2 separate regions of the Homo sapiens genome follow, and region 1 is linked to region 2. A link is a loop called in an ENCODE intact Hi-C map of the cell type or tissue named here. Cell type or tissue: GM12878. All regions are shown on one strand. Links, peaks and the distances in the headings refer to the core of each region. The heading gives the core; the rest is flanking DNA. Region 1 overlaps CHN2 (chimerin 2). Region 2 overlaps CHN2 (chimerin 2).

Evidence for each region. Hi-C counts contacts between places; a loop is a spot of excess contacts. Peaks named below come from ENCODE experiments on the same cell type or tissue, not always from the same donor. Only the 100,000 strongest peaks of a DNase experiment are listed, where the experiment ranks them.
Region 1: it touches region 2 in a loop (6-fold over the local background); 11 of 110 quality-filtered maps call a loop at or near these places.

The regions. Positions count from the first base shown.
Region 1 is chr7:29,238,102-29,241,018 of GRCh38, forward strand. The region is part of intron 1 of CHN2 (chimerin 2); the gene reads left to right. Among named protein-coding and RNA genes, the nearest start is that of CHN2-AS1, 31 kb to the left of the region's middle. In GM12878, for the core only: a CTCF peak has its summit at 1,735 (motif pointing right); no DNase peak of the experiment used is centred there.
Region 2 is chr7:29,407,308-29,410,224 of GRCh38, forward strand. The region is part of intron 6 of CHN2 (chimerin 2); the gene reads left to right. Among named protein-coding and RNA genes, the nearest start is that of PRR15-DT, 150 kb to the right of the region's middle. In GM12878, for the core only: a CTCF peak has its summit at 1,647 (motif pointing left); a DNase peak (open chromatin) is centred at 1,604.

The DNA.
Region 1 (2,917 bases), core at 316-2,815, 170 kb before region 2:
CCACCTCCCGGGTTCAAGCGATTTGCCTGCCTCAGCCTCCCGAGTAGCTGGGACTACAGGCGTGTGCCACCACGCCCGGCTAATATTTTTGTATTTTTAGTAAAGATGGGGTTTCACTGTGTTAGCCAGGAAGGTCTTGATCTCCTGACCTCAGGATCCGCCTGCCTTGGCCTCCCAAAGTGCTGGGATTACAGGCGTGAGCCACCGCACCCGCCCATATATATTCTTTATGAAATTAAAACTTCGGGTCTGTTATGTGTATTATCCCCTAATTTCATGTCATCAGGCAGACCATTAAATACTTTTGCATGGGGAATGATCATATGTAAGTATGATCTTTAAAAATAGCTTATAGAAATAATATGTATTTATTCATTTATTTAACATATATTGATCATGAGCTATGTGCCATGGATTCTTCTAGGCACCGAGGGTATGGTAGTTAACAAGACACATAAATGTATTGAGGATTGTCTTTAAGGAGCTTATGTTCTAGCTGAGAGTTACAACAACAACAAAAATAGGTACAATTTAGGGAAGAAAAAATGGGGCAAATATGAGGATATAAAGTATTAAGAAGGGCTGAATTTGAGATAGGATGATCAGGGAGGGCCTTCCCAAGGTGGGGACTTTTAGCAAAGCCTAAATTAAATGAGGGGACTGGTTAGTGGATATCTGGGGAAAGAACATACTAGGTAGGGGAAGAGCCAGGACAAAGACCCTGAGGTGGGAACATGCCTGGAGTGTTCAAAGAACAGCAAGAGAGCCAGAGTGGCTGGAGAAAATGAGCAAGGCGGGGCAGTAGTCAGAAGGAAGTTGGCGTGTGTGAGGAGAGGGTGGTTCATAGATCTTAGGAGATCGTGTAGGTCACAGCAGAGGCTCTGTCACTCTGAGTGCATGGGACATCACTGGAAGCAGCTGAACTGGCAATGATGTGACCTGACTTTTATTTTCATATGATCGGTCTGGCCTCTGTATGGAGAAGGGACTACAGGAGGCATGGGCAGAATTAGGTGCAGCATTTAGGGGACTGTTCCAATAATCTCAAAGGGAGATGATTGCTCAGGCCAGAGTGATGGCAGTGGGAGTGACATATGCTTGAATTTTGAGGGGTTTGAAGGTAGAGCTAGAACAGGATTTGCTGACTGTCTGGACATGGGGGTGAGAGCATGTGGAATCAGGAATAATCTTAAAGTTGTTGACCTGAGCAACTGAAGAATGAATAGAGGTGCCATTAACTGAGATGGAAAAGATGTTAGGAGAAGCAGGTTTGGGGAAATCATCTATAGTTCCACTGGGACATGTTCAGTTTGATATGCCCATTAGACGTGTCAAATAGGCAGTTGGATAAACAGATCTGGAATTCAGAAAAGATGTGCTGGCTGGAGATATGAAATTTTACACACACACACCCCTCAACAAGCCATCCACTCTCACACTTTCTAAAAAATCTGTCACATTAATTCTAGCCTTCATTCAACCCTACCTTTCATATCACCTCCCTACCTTGGCCTAAGTCTCAAAGTTCTTACAAAAAGCTCTTGTCCCATTGGTTCAGGGCTTCTTCCCACATTCTGATCTGATTCCTCCAGATCACATATCCTGGCCTCAGTGCTTGGATTCTCTTGCTGAGCCTGGCCTGGGAGTTGCAAACTCCTCTGCATAGTGCTCAGAGAGTTGAAGTAATTCAGTGAGGTGGGGAGTTTGGGCAACTGCAGAGCACATGCCCCACCTAAAGAGGGCAGCACTGGTCCCCTCCCACAAAGTGCTCCTATCAGGGAGAGGGACCCATTGTTGCCCGTTCTTCTAGTTAAGCTAGAAATCTAGATTTTTTTAAAAAAATGCATAATCTGCTAATTTTTAGACATTGGCAACTAACTCAAACATTTTTTCAAGACCCTGTGAGCCAAACAAAATATATCTGGGGCCAGATCCAGCCCGCAGGCAGCCACCCTTTTACCAATGATGATCCCACTGAATGGGCTGACTGGCTGGCTTTGGCATTTGGCCCTTGGATGGAGCCAATTGAGGTATCCACCTTGGGCTTCCCTAGTGCAGGCTGAGGCCATGAACCACCACACCCTAGGAAGGCTCTTGGGGTACACTGTCCCCTGAGCCTGGCCCCCAAGGACCTGCTTATCTGAAAAGGAGGATGAGGTGCCTTCCCCGGGAACTATTTGAAGAGCATTTGGTCCCCTTTCCCCTTCACCCCTTCCCTCCAGTGTTGTATCTCACTTCAAAAGCAGAATGAGTATTGACTCCATCTCTTAGGTGAGACAGGTAGGAGCTATTGAATCAGCACATCTGACATCTGTCTTAAATGCTTGATGGTGAAAAAGATTGCAAAATCATAGCTGAATGACAGTCTGAGGCAGAAAGCTAGTCTTGGGCAGGTAGAAGAAACTATATATTTTTTCAACAATTATTTATTGAATACCTGCTAGGGACCAGTTATTTTACTATGTGCTGTGTGTACAGAAAAAAGATAAAATGCCATCTACTCCTATGAGATTCACAGCCTCTTGGAGGAGACAAATATGAAAAGAAACAAATCATAGCATCATGAAAAGAACCACAGGCCAGCAATGCCACAGACCAAAGATGAGGGTGGGGGGCGGTGGGGAGTGGGAGGGCTGTCAAACAAGGTGTGGTGTTGCAGGACTTTTTCTTTCTTCTTCTTTTTCTTCTTCTTCTTCCTCTTCTTCTTCTTCTTCTTCGTCGTCGTCGTCGTCGTCTTCGTCTTCATCTTCTTCTTTCTTCTTTCTTCTTCCTTCTTCCTTCTTCCTTCTTCTTCCTTCTTTCTTCTTCTAGTCTCACTGTGTTACCCAGCCTGGAGTGCGGTGAGGCAATCTCAGCTCACTGCAACCTCCACCTGCCAGGTTTAAGTGATTCTCCCACCTCAGCCTCCTGCACAGCT
Region 2 (2,917 bases), core at 287-2,786:
CACAACTGTGCCACTGTGGAGGGGGTCTTGGTCCTAGGGGGTGGAGAGGCTTGGTGACTTCATTCAGGACAGTAGATTCAAACATAGTGTTACCCATTGTCCTTCACCAAGCAGAGGCGTGCATTCATTTGCCAAAGAAAGAACCTGAATTGTTAATGCAGAAAGCATTATGGAGCTGGAAAAGATCACTTGCATTACAGGGTCTAAAGAACCTATAGATTTTCTCTGCAGGAGGTTCTTTGGAAATAACATGTAACTGACATACCCAGTCTTTTCTCAGGATTCAAGGGTAAATGAAGATGAGCATAACTTAGCTATTATAGTAGGTGACAGGTACCCTGATGATGCTGACCAGCCGACTTGCTGCCCTTGCACGCAGTCATAAAATGGGGTGGGATAGGATGCAGTGAGAATGGATTTAACTTAGATTACATCCGCTCATGAGACTGGGTTTTGCCAAGCATTGTTTTAAACCAGAATTCCCTAATGATTTGGGATTTATCACTCAGTCTGAGCAATTGCTGATTTGGTTGGCTTGGTGGTTCTCAAACTGACTGAAGGTTGGACTCACTCTGGGAGCTTTTAAAAAAATGCCCATGGCCGGGCTTGGTGGCTCATGCCTGTAATCCCAGCACTTTGGGTGGCAGAGGCTGGCGGATCACTTGAGGTCAGGAGTTCAAGACCAGCCTGGCCAACATGGTGAAACCCCATCTCTACTAAAAATACAAAAAAATTAGCCAGGCACTGTGGCACATGCCTGTAATCCCAGCTACTCTGGAGGCTGAGACAGGAGAATCACCCGAACTCAGAAGGCGGAGGTTGTAGTGAGCCCAGATCACACCACTGCACTCCAGCCTGGACGGCGGAGTGAGACTCAGTATCAAAAAAAAAAAATAAATTAAATTAAAAAATATATATTAAAAATGCCCATGTTTGACCCCACCTGCCTATGGAATCAAAGTCTTCACTGGTGAAAGGCACCTGTCGGTCTTTTTTGGCTCCTCAGGTGATTGTCAAGTGCAGGGCTTGAGAACCTGGGTTAGATGGAAGGGGAGACGAGAGTAAAGGTGATCAGACATTTTGGAGCATTTTCTTTCAAGGACACCTGTCTCACTTCTTCCCATGCCTCTTATATTCCTGAGGCTCTTTTATGTTGTAAATTAGACCCTAGCCTTCTTTCTCTACTTTTACACAACACGTGAGAAGTCCTCTGGGGAAACATTCTTCACACAGTTAACTCTGGTGGCTACAGTTACCTGTGCTGGTTCAGGGTTTGGCTTTGCTCCCTTTCCATGACTCCTTTCCCGAGATTATTGCCTGAAATATAAATGATGGGAAACAATTAACTGAAGTGGGATTAAAGAATTTAATGAAGGGGCAAGGAAAAGTTAGTCCCTCTCTCAGGGGTCAGCTAGTGGTTTCTTTGGGTGGATATTAGAAAGAATCTCTTTTTACCAGTTCCTCAATATCGGTGTTTTCAAAGAGGAACGGAAGAGGAAAGTCATCCTAATACATTCAGCGTATGGAGGGATATGATGGGCCAAACGCCAAACCCTCCTTGTCCCCATCCAAAATCTCTCTAGGAAACAGCTAATTTAGAGACACGGCTCCCGAGAAAGTATTTTCTATGCAAATAGTGCCATCTTGTGGCTGAAAGGAGAGTTACATGCTGATGACACAAAGGACCAAACCTAACGGATGTGAAAATGTGCAAGAACAAATTTTTCAGCAATGAATCCATTGAGTCATCCCACTTTCCTCAAGTTTTATAGCACAGATCAGGCTACACAGTGGCTTGGGGTGTCTGTTCTGTAGCCTGTGCTCCTTCTCTGCATAAGCACGTGGGCAGCTCTGCGGGCCTAGGACTTGTAAAAATCATCCCAGGAATCTAATTCTAGTCCAAAAGTGCTCAAACTTCTCGGCCTCAGGACCCCTCTATACTCTTTAAAGTTACTGAGGACCCCAAAGAGCTTCTGTTAATGTGGGTTAAATCTTGATATTTATGGTATTAGAAAGTAAAATAGAAAAATCTAAAATATTTATTAATTCTTTCAACATAATAGTAATAAACCTATTATGTGTTAGTATGAATAACATATTTTTGTGAAAAATAACACTGTTTTCCAAATAAAAAAGTGATGAGAATATTGGCATTGTTTTTACATTTTTGTAAATCTCTTTAGTGTCTGGCTTAAAAGAAGACAGCTGGCTTCTCACATCTGCTCCTGTATTCAACCTGGGATATATTGTTTTATTTGAAGTATAGGAAGAAGTCTGGCCTCACACAGATGTGTAGTTGGAAAAAAGAGGAGTGTTCTTATAGCCTTTTCAGGTAAATGTGGGCTTTAAAATATATACTAGACCACAATTCAACAAGTGGTAGTTTCTTAAAGGTTAGTTGCAATGTCAATCACAGAAGGCAATTACTGTAATAAAATCAGTTTTGACATCATGGACTCTCTAAAGGGATCTTGGGGATCCCCAAACATTGGTGGGCCACAGTTTGATGAAGAGCCCAGCTTTTCAAGATGTTTATATTTTGACATCTCCAGAGTGGTGTTTGAGAGGAATTGTCCCACCACTTTTATCACCTTTGACTGCAGGAGGTAAATGATGCTGTCACCTGGGACTGCTGTACACCTATGGGGACTGGGCAGGCTATGATGAGGAGGCATTCTTCTGGACCTGACCCACCAAGCGCCTGCCCTGAGCACGACCTCAGAGCTCTTCCCAGTGGCTCTCACTAGGCGGTGGGGGGACAACAGGCTGAGTCTATATGAGTTTTAATTTTAGGGATCCCTCTGGGGTTGTTGAATGTTTTTAATTTCATCGAGGCTTTTTAATCATGGGACTTTTAAATAATTTATTCTGGAAGAAAATTTTTATAATGTTTAAAACAGGGTAGTGTCTTGTTTAT